Linked DNA regions of Homo sapiens: region 2 is linked to region 1. The links are chromatin contacts, found by Hi-C or POLR2A ChIA-PET in ENCODE. All regions are on one chromosome and are shown on one strand. Each heading gives the region's core, a stretch centred on a gene start or an enhancer-like site at or near the end of the contact. The rest is flanking DNA. Distances are from core to core; before and after follow the strand shown.

Evidence for each region. Hi-C counts contacts between places; a loop is a spot of excess contacts on that map. ChIA-PET counts read pairs that join two places held with the same protein, here RNA polymerase II (POLR2A). Pooled maps may share reads with other maps.
Region 2: a loop to region 1 is called in a map of MCF 10A, with 7 times the contacts of the local background. The contact joins the enhancer-like site here to the promoter of PRICKLE2-AS3 in region 1. A Hi-C loop is called at or near these places in 1 of 168 maps with a recorded cell type or tissue (MCF 10A) and 2 of 50 pooled maps. POLR2A ChIA-PET finds 5 or more read pairs at or near these places in 2 of 52 experiments (GM12878 and WTC11).

Annotation. Positions count from the first base shown.
Region 1 is chr3:64,185,594-64,189,356 of GRCh38, reverse strand. PRICKLE2-AS3 (PRICKLE2 antisense RNA 3) reads right to left here and starts at 1,813. Exons shown (of 4, transcript NR_046702.1): 1 at 1,752-1,813. The region is part of intron 2 of PRICKLE2 (prickle planar cell polarity protein 2); the gene reads left to right.
Region 2 is chr3:64,288,539-64,292,532 of GRCh38, reverse strand. No RefSeq gene overlaps it. Among named protein-coding and RNA genes, the nearest start is that of PRICKLE2, 65 kb to the right of the region's middle. Within about 2 kb of position 1,497, at least 6 of the 41 ENCODE cell types and tissues checked have a DNase peak (open chromatin) inside an H3K27ac peak, as active enhancers do.

The DNA of each region.
Region 1 (3,763 bases), core at 564-3,063:
TGGGAAATTTCTCCTAATCTGAGGTTGACCTTAGTGACTAAGGAATTCATCTTTTCCCCACCTCCAGTTTCCCCACCACTGCAGGAAGCAGCATGGCCCTGCTTCAAAGATTTGTTTCCCTATCGACAATCTCTGTTTATCCTTATCTCTTCTCACTCTCTTACCCTGGCTTTACTGTACTTCCTCCAGGGGCTCTCATGTTACTGGTACAGACAGCGTCACGTACCTGGGCACTCAATAGTGACATTCATTCAGCAAATATTTTTTGAGTGCCAACTATATGGCAAGTACTTTCCTAGGCACTAGGGGACAGCTGTGAATAGAAAAGCAAGTACTTCTGCCTTTGTGGAGCTGACAGTTTAGTGAAGGATGCAGACAACTTAATAGCTGAATAACAAGACACATTCAGAGACCGACGTCTATTAACAAAGCAATAAGAAAGGGTGATATGATCTGGAGCAAGGAGTTGACAGGCTTTGTCTGTAAAGATCTAGATAGTAAATATAGGCTTCATGGATTGTACAGTCTCAGTGGCAAATACCCAACTCTGATGTTGTAATGTGAAAGCAGGCATTGGACAATAGGTGAACAAATGGGCATGGTCATGTGACAATAAAACTTTACTTACAAAAACAGGAAGGGGGCCTGATTTGAAACACAGACCCCTGATTTAGAGAATCTATCTACTTTATATTGGATGGCTAAGAGAAGCCTCTCTGCAGAAGTGACATTTGAGCTGGGACTTTACATGGAATGATGGCTTGATTACCCAGATTTGGTCTGCCTCGTCCCGTGGTTTTCAAAACGAGGTTCCCATACCAGTAGCACTAGTATCACCTGGGAACTTGTTAAATGTAGACTCTTGGGACTTGCCCCAGACCAAATAAACCAGAACTCTGAAGATGGAGCCCAACAATCTGTTTCAACAAAGCTTTTAGGTGTTTCTCATGCATGACAAAGCTTGAGAGCCATTACTGTTGGCTAATGGAAAAGCCACATTGCTAGGAATAGATGAGGCCACATCTAGACTCCATCACTTAACTCTGTAACCTTGGGCATCTCAAGCATCAGTTTTCTTAGCTGTAACACGGGGATGCTTCTGCCCAAGTCTAAAGTAGCTAACAGAGAAGAAGTGAATTCATCTTTGTAAGGATCCTAGGACAAAGCAGACACCAAATAGGTCCTCAGCAAATGGTAGCTGCTGTCCTCATCAGAATCATTATTTGAATCTCCAAGACACTGAAGCAGATTTGCGTGCAGATACGGATGAAGGGTGTGCCCCAGAAGCTACCCAATCCCATTCCTGTCTTTTTGCCTTTGACTGGCATGCCCTGGATATCACCCAAATACAAGGCTGATTGTTAAAGGAAAACTCAAGATGCTTTTAAAAGTCTTTCATTGGCCCTGTTTCTTCAGCTCCCTTTCTGGCCTGTTAACCTAGAGCATGCGCTGATACCTTTTACTGCAGGACCGTGAATTATACAGCTGTGACTCACCACCACCCGGCTGGGGCCACAGTGCCAGGCGTCCAGCTTTACCGTTAGCTTTCAGGCTACTGACAGTTTGCTCTTTTATGTGAGAAGCTATTTATACCAGGAGGGACAAAGGCTGGCAGATGCTGGGGGAAGGGAGAGAAGAATGATAAAATGGTTCATCTCCCAAGGTCTGCTGGGTGGTTTTGGCTTATAGGAAAGGAATGCACAATCTAATAGCCCTTCTAAAACCCCCATAAAAACCATCATTAGACTCACCAGCCATTTGCAGAGTGTTGTCTTTATTTCATTACTCCATCAGCACATGCTGAGATCAAAATGGAATTTCATGGTACAGGGAGATGCATGTCTCTCCAACTGAATTGGATTAAATTCCCCCTAAGCTGCATCTCCTAGTTAGCCTTCACTGTCACTCACCTCGGTGTTTTCAATGCAGTTTGAGAGATGAGTTGGGAAGGGAGGGAAGAAGGGGGCAGGGCAGGAGGAGGCTTCAGAGCAGTCCACCTCACTCTTCTTGGGAAGCTAGTCACATGAACAATGCTGTATTTATCTTGGCTCCAGAAATACACTGATGTCATCAGATGGCAATGGGAAATATGCCTGTGTGTGCAGCTTTCACTAAAACTGCCTGTTAATAAACTTGTTTTCAACGGAGCTGTCAGAGTTGGGACTAGAACCTGGGTTCCCAGGCTTCAGGGCCTCTGCCAGATGAAGTCAGCAGCAACACGGCCAGATTCCACCAGCAGGGACTTGTCAAGGCTTGCGTGCAGATTATGAGGCCTAGAAAGGCCAAGGCTCATTTGCAAATGCAGGATGAGAGACCTGCCATTGGAGTTCTAGCTTTCAAGACAGGTATCTCCAACCTTTACAGTAAATTCACTCTGGGGTCCTAAAGTTTGGGACTTGGCCTCTTACTTAGACTTCCTGCATAAATTCACAGCTGCACACCCTTTCTGCTGACTGGGCAGTCTACACTGTAGCCTGGTGTGAGAGTTAATGTAGTATCAAGATGATCTCCTCTGCCTTATGACGCAGGAGATATTTTGAGTAATTTCATGGGATGATTGGATTAATCCACCACCAAATCAGCAAGTAACTAACTTCCTTCCTCAATCTATTTATCTGCCTGTGCCTTCCTTTATGCATTTATTTGTGCATTCAGCCATTTATTCGTTCAACAGTTGTTTATTAAGTACCCATATGTGCAAGCTGTTAGTATAGGTGTGATTTCAATATGGCAGTTTTCCAGGTCCAATCAAAAACTGGAGCTTTCCAACACCAGTCTTTATATGTTGCTTTAGGTGGCCTGGAGCCATACAAAGGTAGATGTAGAAAGTGTCTCATGGAAGACCCATGCAGACATCAGGCTTTGTGCTGGCCTCCGATAACTTCTGTCTTTTGAGTAACTATCCTTCTGGGCTCATAAGTGTTTGAGAGTCTAAGCTTCGATGATAACTAGCTCTGTGTTCAAATTTTAGCTGTGCTGCTTTCCAACATTGGCCAAGTTAATTCACCTCCCCAAACTTTCATCTCATCTTCTGAAAAACAAGGATGTCAGTACTTAACTACAGCATAGTTGTGAAAATTAAATGAAACAATGTTTTAAACATTTGGGGTTTTTAAAGTGGCTGCTCTTAGTTTTCTTTTCCATAGTCAAAAATTGGAAATAACTCAAAAGTCTATCCACAGGTACATGGATAAACATATTGTATTATATCTATATAGTATACTACTACTTCACAATAAAAGTGAATGAACTGTTGATCTATGCAAAGTGAATCAGAGTCTGAGAATCATTATTCCAAATGAAAGAAGCCAGGCAAAATAGTACACACTATGTGATTTCATTTATATAAAACTCTAGAAAATGCAAACTAATCTGTAGTGACAGAAAGCAGATCAATGGTTACTTGGGGATGGGGAAATGAGAGGGAGGAACGACAAAAGGATTGACAAGAGTTCTGGGGGTGATAGGTACATTTGCTATCTTGATTATGTTGATGCTTTCATGGGTACATACATATGTTGGAACTTACCAAATTGTATACTTGCATGTGATTTATTATATGTTGATACCTCGATAAAGTGATGGAATAAATGAATGAATGAAGTTACTCTTTAGCAAACAGGAAGGCAAGCTTCCTCCCATGCCAATGGTGGAGGCTTCCTAAGGTTTCATCAATTGCCTCAGGGAGTAGCTAAGTCTTTTGCCAAGCTTTTGTCAGAAAGAACTGCTCAGTATTAATCATGCACAATGAAAAGGAGATTTG
Region 2 (3,994 bases), core at 248-2,747, 100 kb before region 1:
GCACCTTGCATATGGTAATCACTCAATGAATGCCCATGATAAACACCATTTTCCTCAGTTGCCTGGTTTACCTCATTTTTATTTTCTCCAAATTCTCCTGAATAAGTGGAGGACATGAAACTGCTTGGCTACAGCACCTTCACAAAACCAGTTCTTAAACCTCTTTTGCCGAGTTCCCTGCCAACTGCGAGAAGCCCCTTTCCTGCTCATACCAGGAAAAGTGAAAGAGAAGAAAAAGTGCAATTCCTGTTGATTTAATTCCTGTATTCAGATTTTTTATGGGAACATCTGATGGAAAAGTTGAGACTTTGCAATGGGATGCATGGCCTTTACTCAGAGTTGAGCAATAAATGTGCTCCCTAATGCGAGAGTGGGCTAATCTGTGGAGCAAAATAGTCCAGTTACAGAATGGCTGTCCAGCATATTTAATCATCGTGTAGGAATTGGCTCAGAAGTTCTTGAGAATTTGAGGCATCCCAGTCTGTTAATGTGCTAAAGCCAGTTGCATTTATGCAATCGTGTTTACTGAAAAACAAGGCCAATTCTTTATAACTCCCCAAAGATCTTACTGCATTTAAATCTTTTACATTTGATTTATTTATACAAAAGGGATTTTTCTTTTCTTTTTTTTGGGGGGGTGGGGGGTGAATTTCCACTGTCCCCTTCAATATTGGGCCCACCATTTGAAAATGATGTTAAGACTGAGACGTAATCTTCTGACCTCAAGAAAAAAAAAATGTTGGACGAGGTTGGCAAACGGTATTACTGTGAATCTGCTGCTTGCTACCAGTGAAAGAGGAGTTGGCTGGGCTTGCCTTCCAAGGTGGAGAAGGTATTCAGTTTTCTTCTAGCAAATCAGAAAACATATCCATCTCAGTGGTGTAGCTACTGTACACTAGATCATGGGTTGGCAAACTGTGGCCCATGGGCCAAATCTGGCCCTCAGCCTATTATTGTAAAAATGAGTCTCTGAAACACAGCCATGCTTAGTCATTTGTGTGTCATCCATGCCTGCTTCCGTGGCAAAGTTGAGTGGTTGCAACAGAGACCACACGGCCCTAAAAGCCCAACATGCTTTTCCTTTTTGGCCTTGCAGAAAAAGTTTGCCAATCCCTGCTCCAGAAGACTGCTTCTCATACTCTAACGTGCCCAAGAATCACCTGCAGACCCTCATTCAGTAGGGCTGAGGATCTGCATTTCTAAATGCTCCCAGGCAGTGCCAATTCTGATGGTTCCCTGGACCACACTTTGAGTAGCAAGATTCTAGAAATTCACTAGGTCGATGGGATATTTTTCTTACAGGAGGCAAATGGGTGGTGGTTGAGAGCACTGGGTTCAAGTCCCATTCCTGTCATCGTGGCAGGTTACCTAACGTCCCTAAGCTTTGCATTGCTGCTGTATAAAACAAAGAGGTGCTGTCTACAAAGTGCTTAGCACAGGGCGTGGCCTGCAGCATGGATTTCGTACTTGTTGGCAGCTGATAGACTGGGCCTACCCTGAGACATGTTACATTACCACATATTAATCAGCCCCAATCCCTACTGTGGCCTTCACACCAGCCCTTGGAGGCTACCTTACAAGCAGAGGTTTTTATGAGTTTTCTGAGCCCCTGGAGGGCAGTTTTTCTTTAAAGGAAAGATTATTTACAGGTGGCTTTGGTTTTAAAAATTAACATTCAATTAATTAACCAATTCTTCCTAAAGTTCAACATTCAGTCTTACTATTCTATCACATTTATAAATCTTCAGTCTGCGTTTACAAACATAAGTAACTCTTTATATTTTGAGATGCATTCATAAACACAAAGCAATTGGTTTCTTTTTAAATCATCTGGCTTGGCTTCTTCCTTCCCCAAGGAAAACATCTTTTCCTGTCTCTTTTAATAATTATTATAATTCTCATAAATCAAACTTATAAATGTGGTGAACATTGACCTAAATATCCTAAAACTATATGTAAATTTCATGAGATTTTTTTTAGTTTCAAATAAGCCTGTACTCCTTACTCAAGTAAACTGGAATAACAAGATGTTTTAAATTGAAATAACAAAAACAACCGGTAATTTGGATGGGCCAAATTCTCTTAAATGTTAAAGTGATTAAGTGCAAAATATTTATAGATTTCATAACACAAACAATATAAAGTTTTGTAATAGGCTTCCCTTAGACATGTCTGTACCTCATTGTAAATCTTTCTGAGGTCAAAAGGTGCTTATTCACTAAGGAAACACTTGTCTTCTAAGGATACCTCGTCAGCTGGTTGAGATTGCACGATGATTGAAAACTTCAGGTGCAACGCAAACTGGATTCTTGTCCTTAATGCTGTTGGGATACCCTGAGTCCTATTTATATTTACTATGTCGTTGACTTCATAAATTAATAAAGTGAGTGGTCAGATAGATAGCCTGTGACCCTTAGATTTAAGCTAGATGTTATAGAAGTCTGGAGCACTCCAGGCTACTCTGTATTTCCTGCATGGGGTTTGCATTTCTTTGTCTCTTAAAGTATCTAAATGTCATGCCAGCTAACTTTAATGACCTTTGAGATTGTTGGAAAATGGCACCTTTTCAAAAACTTTCTCTCTTAGGGCCACACATTTTCTAGATATTATTTCTAGATATTAAAGTGAGAGCCTGTTTAACTTTGGATATCTTGACTCACATGTTGTCACAGCTTCTAAGATTTTTTCTGCCAGTGGGGTTGATTCCCAGTGGGGTTGTTAAACTCCTGTGGTGTTGAAGGCTATCACAACAGTTCAATATTATTCATGTGGTGTCTTTGTCTAACCTAATTATATAGTGGAAAAGTATTCTAGTTACAGTTGTTTGAAACTGTCTAGATTGTGCTATCTAATTCTTTCATTTTAAAGAAGACAAAAGACAGATGTTCACTGTTCAAGTTCAAAGTCAGGCGGAAAAGACCTAAGATATGCCCAGGTTTGTGTTAGATGAAGTGGTTGAGTCTTGGCTTGGGAGACCAATGCTATCCACAACCTCCTCTTTTCATATCCTAATTTTCTATAGACAGTTGTCATAATTTCTATGACAGCAATGATGCAAGACAGTTATTTAAATTTTTGCCTATGTTTTATTATTTGGAAATGTGAGCGTGTCTTAGATTATATTGCCATAATTCATTTGAAAGATATTTGTGTAAAAGATACTATTACTCCAGTTTTGGCCATTTGAAAAATGCTTGGATTGGGTACCTGATTTAGATGTTACCACTGAAAACTGCTTTTCTGGAATTGAGTTGAACTTCAGGTGCACACTGTAACATTTATTCGTTTCTGTTACAAAAATGTACTTCACTGATATATAATCTTATGAGCTAAGGCTTTCCAAGGAAAGAGTACTTTGTATCTTGCCATTATATTTACCTAAGGAGGGCACATCTCTGCAACCAAAAGCAAACCCAATTTTGTGTGGAATTCACACTTAAGTATCTCTTGCCTAACAAAGCTTTCTCTGTTGGGTATGGATTTATTTTTTAGTTAAGAGTAAAAGAAAGTTTTTAGGCATTTATGTTTGGTGGTTCCAGAAGTTGAACCTGTCAATGTTGTTATGGGTAACAAATACAACCCTATTTCCTTGAAAGAATAAAGAAATGAAGCCATTACCTTCTGTTCATGGTTACGATTAAAACTGCTGTGGTGTGGTCAATCTCTTTATCTTTTTTTGCAACATGTTTATCCACAATTGACAATTTTAAACAATGAAAGATTCTTTCAAACGATATAGGCACAGTTGTGTTGCACGTGTTGTAAATTTTTGTAGAATGCCAAGACACTTGACTTTCTCCCTTTCTCAGGAATCCATCTACCTTGCATTTGAATTTCACACTACCCTACCTGAGTTCTTGCTTGGGCCTCAGTGTTGTTCTTGTTCTTGTTTTTATTGAAGCACTTGAGAATGAAATCAACCTTTAAAATTTTCATTAAGGTTCTAGATATAGTCATTGCTCCTCAGAGTATTTGAATGTTCTATAGTTCTGGG